Regions from separate parts of the Homo sapiens genome. Here region 1 is linked to region 2. A link is an interaction called in ENCODE POLR2A ChIA-PET data of the cell type or tissue named here. Cell type or tissue: PC-3. All regions are shown on one strand. Each heading gives the region's core, and the rest is flanking DNA. Links, peaks and the distances in the headings are about the cores only.

Evidence for each region. ChIA-PET counts read pairs that join two places held together with the same protein. Peaks named below come from ENCODE experiments on the same cell type or tissue, not always from the same donor. Only the 100,000 strongest peaks of a DNase experiment are listed, where the experiment ranks them.
Region 1: POLR2A ChIA-PET joins it to region 2 with 8 read pairs; 1 of 35 experiments calls an interaction of 5 or more read pairs at or near these places.

What each region holds. Positions count from the first base shown.
Region 1 is chr1:25,988,352-25,991,268 of GRCh38, forward strand. It overlaps PAFAH2 (platelet activating factor acetylhydrolase 2), which reads right to left. Exons shown (of 11, transcript NM_000437.4): 2 at 2,376-2,512; 3 at 1,097-1,250. The coding sequence starts at 2,465. Among named protein-coding and RNA genes, the nearest start is that of PAFAH2, 8.3 kb to the right of the region's middle. In PC-3, for the core only: no CTCF peak of the experiment used is centred there; a DNase peak (open chromatin) is centred at 1,710.
Region 2 is chr1:24,395,434-24,398,350 of GRCh38, forward strand. The region is part of intron 2 of STPG1 (sperm tail PG-rich repeat containing 1); the gene reads right to left. Among named protein-coding and RNA genes, the nearest start is that of STPG1, 17 kb to the right of the region's middle. In PC-3, for the core only: no CTCF peak of the experiment used is centred there; no DNase peak of the experiment used is centred there.

The DNA.
Region 1 (2,917 bases), core at 195-2,694, 1.6 Mb after region 2:
TATCTGGCTGCCCCAAAGCTGTTATCCCAAGGGCAGCCTGAGTATAGGTATGGGTGGGGACATGTGTTTCTCCCCTCTGGAGAACCACCATCGGCCCCTGAGCAGCTCAGGGCAGTTAATCACCTATTTCTTCTCCCTTTCTTCCCTAGGAAGAGTGAACACAACAGAAAATGGGAAGCTAAGCCAGGCGCAGTGGCTCACGCCTGTATTCCCAGCACTTTGGCAGGCCAAGGAGGGCGGATCACGAGGTCAAGAGACCAGCCTGGCCAAGTGAAACCCCGTCTCTACTAAAAATACAAAAATTAGCTGGGCGTGGTGGCGGGCTCCTATAATCCCAGCTACTCAGGAGGCTGAGGCAGGAGAATCACTTGCACCCTGGAGGCGAAGGTTGCAGTGAGCTGAGATTGTGCCATTGCACTCCAGCCTGGGCAACAAGAGCAAGACTCCATCTCACCAAAAAAAAAAAAAAAAAAAAAAAAAAAGGAAAAGAAAATGGGAAGCTAAGTCCAAAGTGGCAGTACTGAACCCGGGGTAAACTGCTGAGATGCCAAGGCACTGGGTGGAATTCCTAGGTGTGGGACCTTTGGGGGAAGTGGATGACTCAATGTTACCCTACTCAGAAGAGGGGTGACTGGAGGGAAAACTGCAGGAAACTGTACGCTCCTTGACAGTTAAGAATCTTTCTTTGATACACACAATAGCTGGCACAGAGTAGGAATTAATACATGCTAAACAAAGGAGCAATCAGTGCCATTTATGGAACACATTATATGTCCCAAGCACCGCATTAGAGGCTTTACGTACATCCCGTACTACAAACCCCCAAAGACATGTATTTAGACAGGTTCAGTAACTTGCCCAAACCCCATGGCTAGTAACTTATAAAGTCTGGATTTGAATCCAGGAAAGTCTAACTCAGTCACCAAAGCTCTTTCATATGTAATTCTCTCCCAACTCTCCATACCACACTGGCTAATGGATGCCCCTTACAAAAGCCTGGACACTGCAGGCTATAAGGTACTGCGTCCACCTGGGGATCTCCCAGGAACATAACCAAGCAACTGGGAAAGCATGCAGAGGTCAGGCCAGCCCTTACCCACCGCCAGGTTGAACAGCAAGCCCCCGCAGCGCTTATTAAACTGCAGGTACTCGGCCAGGCCAGTGCAGTACTCATAGCGGGGAATCCACAGGGGCTGCTCCATGGTCTCCTCTGCCTTTTGGCAGGGGTAGAAGAGTCGAAAGAAGCTCCCCTGTAGGAAAGAAGAGAGCAGCTGCTCAGAGCAAGGAGCCCAGGCTAGATTTCCCAACAGCCACACTCAGCAGGTGTTTGGGGCACCAGCAAAACAGGGCACCAAAACAGGGAAACTGAAGTTTCAATTAGCATGCCTGAATTTCACATTCAGAAATCTGGAAAGAAGCAATTTGATTTTTAGCATATATGTAAAGCTTACGTTATTTCAAATAGCCAACTGTATTTTGAATTACATTGTGGGAGGGGGCACCAAAAATATTTGAGTGCTTGGGACAATGAAAGATTTAAATCTGGCCCTGAACCTAGGCCTAGAGGAGCCCCAGGAGTTAGAGATTAGTTCTCGTGCTGAACAGGGTGGCCTTGGTAGCTCATCCAGGCCACTCTGCTCTAGGACAGCCCCTGGGAAGCAACAGCACACTCATTTTACATGGGAGTAGGTGAGGGGTTACTAGGAAGTGTGTGCCTCTCAAGGGAGACAGGAAGTCCAAGGGCTAGCAGAGAAAGACCTAGGAACTAAGCCAGGCACAGTGGCTCATGCCTGTAATCCCAGCACTTTGGGAAGCCGAGGTAGGAGAGTCGCTTGAGGCCAGGAGTTAGACATCAGCCTGGGCAACATAGCAAGGCCTCGTCTCTACTATATATACATATATATAAGATAGAGGACCAGTCCAGAAGTCAAAGCAGGAGGGGAAAACAGATCAAGGCAGGAGAGAGAAAAGGAAGCTGTCCCCCTACCCAGGTCAGGGAGTCCAAGGCCAAAGGCACACGCCCATGGCTCTTTCTCTCACACACTCAGATTATGATACGATTAAAACCCTTCCAAGATCAGGCATCTGCCCTCAAGAAAGGTGAGAGGATCTGCGAGCTGCCTCTAAAGCTAGAGTCCCCCCTTTCCTCCTAGGTGGAAAATGAACGCATTATCTCTGTCTATTGGGATGTTTCTAATGTTTGGAAAGAGGAAGAAAAAGCTCAGGAAGACAGACCTGGGGGCTTGATAACCAAATCCAGACCCGCTCTAATTCATTTTCCCCACCGTGGGAATACAGGATCAGACTTGTGATCAGTAAGTCACGGTGCCGGCAGAAGCAGTGCAAACAGAAGAAAGGGAGCTGGGGACACTTACCTGGAGATTCTGACCCTCCATCACATCCCCACAGCCTACGAGGTGGGGTCCTGTGACAGGTGGAAAGCCCACAGACTGGTTGACCCCCATTTCATCACCGGGTGAATCAAATGACTTGCCGGAGCTGAACTTGCTGGCTGGATGGGGGAACACAGAACAGCAGCCGCTTGCTGGTTTCCTCTCGGCTTCCTGTTGCTGAAATGTGTTATCTGTTACCCTGTCCACCCCTCCTTAGCACCTCATCCTCCCTGCCGTCGCTCATTAAATCTTGCACCTACTACTTTGCTACATTGCCTTTGCCAAGGTTGGGGGTTGTTTTTTATTTTGCTAGGGTGAGGAGATGGCTGGAAGACGAAAGAGAGCCATCCATACTCCTTACAGCCCATTAACGTATGTTTATCCAGCAGCTACTGCTGCAGAGACTGTCACACAGACCTTGCTCTCCTGAGGCTAATAGTAACCACTAAGATCCATTATTTACGGTTAGCACTGTACTGACCTCTTTATAGACACTATACACATTGCATCATTTCATTGTCTCA
Region 2 (2,917 bases), core at 101-2,600:
TTTTTTTTTTTTTTTTTTAGACGGAGTCTCGTTCTTGCGCCCAGGCTGGAGTGCAATGGCGCTATCTCGGCTCACTGCAAGCTCTGCCTCCCGGGTTCACGCCATTCTCCTGCCTCAGCCTCCCGAGTAGCTGGGACTACAGGCGCCCGCCACCGCGCCCGGCTAATTTTTTGTATTTTTAGTAGAGACGGGGTTTCACCGTGTTAGCCAGGATGGTCTCGATCTCCTGACCTCATGATCTGCCCGCCCCGGCTTCTCAAAGTGCTGGGATTACAGGCATGAGCCACCAAACCCAGCCTTGAATAATTTAAATATAACATTTTAAACATTTAAAAAGTAATGATTACTGGCCGGGTGTGGTAGCCTGTAATCCAGCACTTTGGGAGGCCTCCTCACCAAATTAGCCAGGCATGGTGGCAGGTGCCTGTAATCCCAGCTATTCAGGAGGCTGAATCAGGAGAATTGCTTGAACCCAGGAGGTGTAGGTTACAGTGAGCCAAGACTGCGCCACTGCACCCCAGCCTGAGCGACACAGCAAGGCTCCATCTCAAAAAAAAAAAAATTTATGTAAAGCAAAAATAACAACTGTTTTGTAGGGTTTATACCATATGTACAAGTAAAATGTTTAACAACAATAACATAAAGGCCAGGAAGGGAAAAATAAAAATATACTGTTTTAAGGTTCTTCTACTATATGTGAAGTGTTATAATATCACTTGATGGTAGACCATGATAAGTTAAAGATATATACTATAAACTCTAAAGTATGTAGGGATCAACGAACTTTTTCTAAGGGCCAGATAGTACATATCTGTCTATCTATCTATCCATCTATAGCTATCTATCTATCTATCTATCTATCTATCATCTATCTATCTTATTGATCTATATTTTGAGACAGGGTCTTGCTCTGTTGCCCAGGTTGGAGTGCAGTGGTGCAGTCATAGTTCATTGCAGCCTTGACCTCCTGGGCTTAAGCAATCCTCCTGCCTCAGCCTCCCAAAGTTCTGGGATTGCAAGTGTGAGCCACCATGCCTGGCTAGATAGTAAATATTTTAGTCTTTGCAGTCTATTTATTCTCTGTGGCAACTATTCAGTGCTGCCATTATGGAGTAAAAGCAGCCACAGACAATACATAAACAAACTGGGGTGGCCGTGTTCCAATAAAACTTTATTAATAGAAATAGGCAGTGGGTCAGATTTGGTCCAAGGAGCAAAGTTTGCCAACTGTTGCTTTAAGGTAACCACTAGGAAAATACTACAAGGAGTTATTCCTAATAGGCTAACAAAGGAGATAAAATTGAAGCATTAAAAATAATACAAGAGACAGAGAAAAGGTAAATAAAGAACAGATGGGACGAATAGAAAGCAAGTCACAAGATGATAGACTTAAACTTATACACCAATAATCACATTAAATGTAAATAATCTAAATATCCCAATTAAAAAACAGAGATTCTCAGATTGGATAAGAAAGAAAGACCCAACTATATGTTACCTTGGAGAAACATACTTGAAATATAAACTCAGAAATAAGTTAAAAGTAAAATAATGGAAAAAGATTTACTATGCTAACACTAATCAAAAGATAGTTAGATATTATCAGATAAAGTAGATTTCAGAGCAAAAAATATTACCTGCAATAAAGAGGGTCATTTCATAATGGGGTCATTATGAGCAGTCAGCTCCTCAAGAGAACATAACAGTCCTAAATGCTGATGTACCCAATAAAAAGAGATTGAAAATATAAGAAGCAGAAACTGATAAAACTGCGAGAAAAAATAGAAAATTTCACAATTATAGTCAGAGATCTCAAAACATCTCCCTCGATAATTTAAACAAGTAGATAGATCAGTAAAGATATATGAAACCTGAACAAAACTATTACCTAACCTGACCTAATTGGCATTTATAGAACACTCCACCTATCAATTCCATACAAGCTGTCCCAGAAAACTGAAGAGGAAAAGACATTTCCAAACTCATTCAATGAGGCAACCACTACCTGATACCAAAACTATATGGCATCATTACAAGAGGGAAAAAGATCACTAGAGGTCAGCAGCCCTCATAAACATAAATACATAAATCCTTAGAAAAATTTTAGCGAATCAAACCAGACAATATATAAAAAGATAATACATCGTGACCAACCCCAGTAATGCAAAAATAGTTTAATATTTAAAAATCAATATAATTCATCATATTAACGGACTAAAAAAGAAAAACCATACGAGTATCTCAACAGATTAAAAAAATCATATACCTGTAACATGTACTCTTTTTGTCTGGCTTCTTTCACTCAGCATAATTACTATGAGATTCATCTCTGTTGCTGATATATCAATACTCCATTGCTTTTTATTGTTGAGTAATATTCCATTGTATAAAAACATGATGTTTATTCACTGGTGATGTAAATTTGAGTTGTCGCCAGTTTGGGGGCATTACAAATAAAACTGCTATGAGCATTTTATCTACAAGTCTTTAAATGGACATAAGCTTTCATTTTGCGGGGTAAATGCCTAGGAGTGGAATGACTAGATCATATGTTTAACTTTTTAAAAAACTGTCAAACTATTTTTCATAGTCGTTGTACTTTTGCACATCCCCACTATTAGCGTATGAAAATTTCTATGACTTCACATTCTTATCAGCAATGGGAAGTCTTTTTAATCTCAGGCATCCCATTAGGTATGTAATGGTATCTCATTATGGTTTTAATTTGCATTTCCCTAATGACTAATGATGCTAAGCAGTCCTTCATATGCTATTTTCCCTCTGTATATCTTTTTTTTGGTGAAGTAACTGTTTAGTAGATACAGAAAAAGCTTTTCATAAGATCTAATATCCTTTGATGATTAAAAGAAAAACTCTAGCAAACTAGGAATAGGAGCAAACTTTGTTAATCTGATAA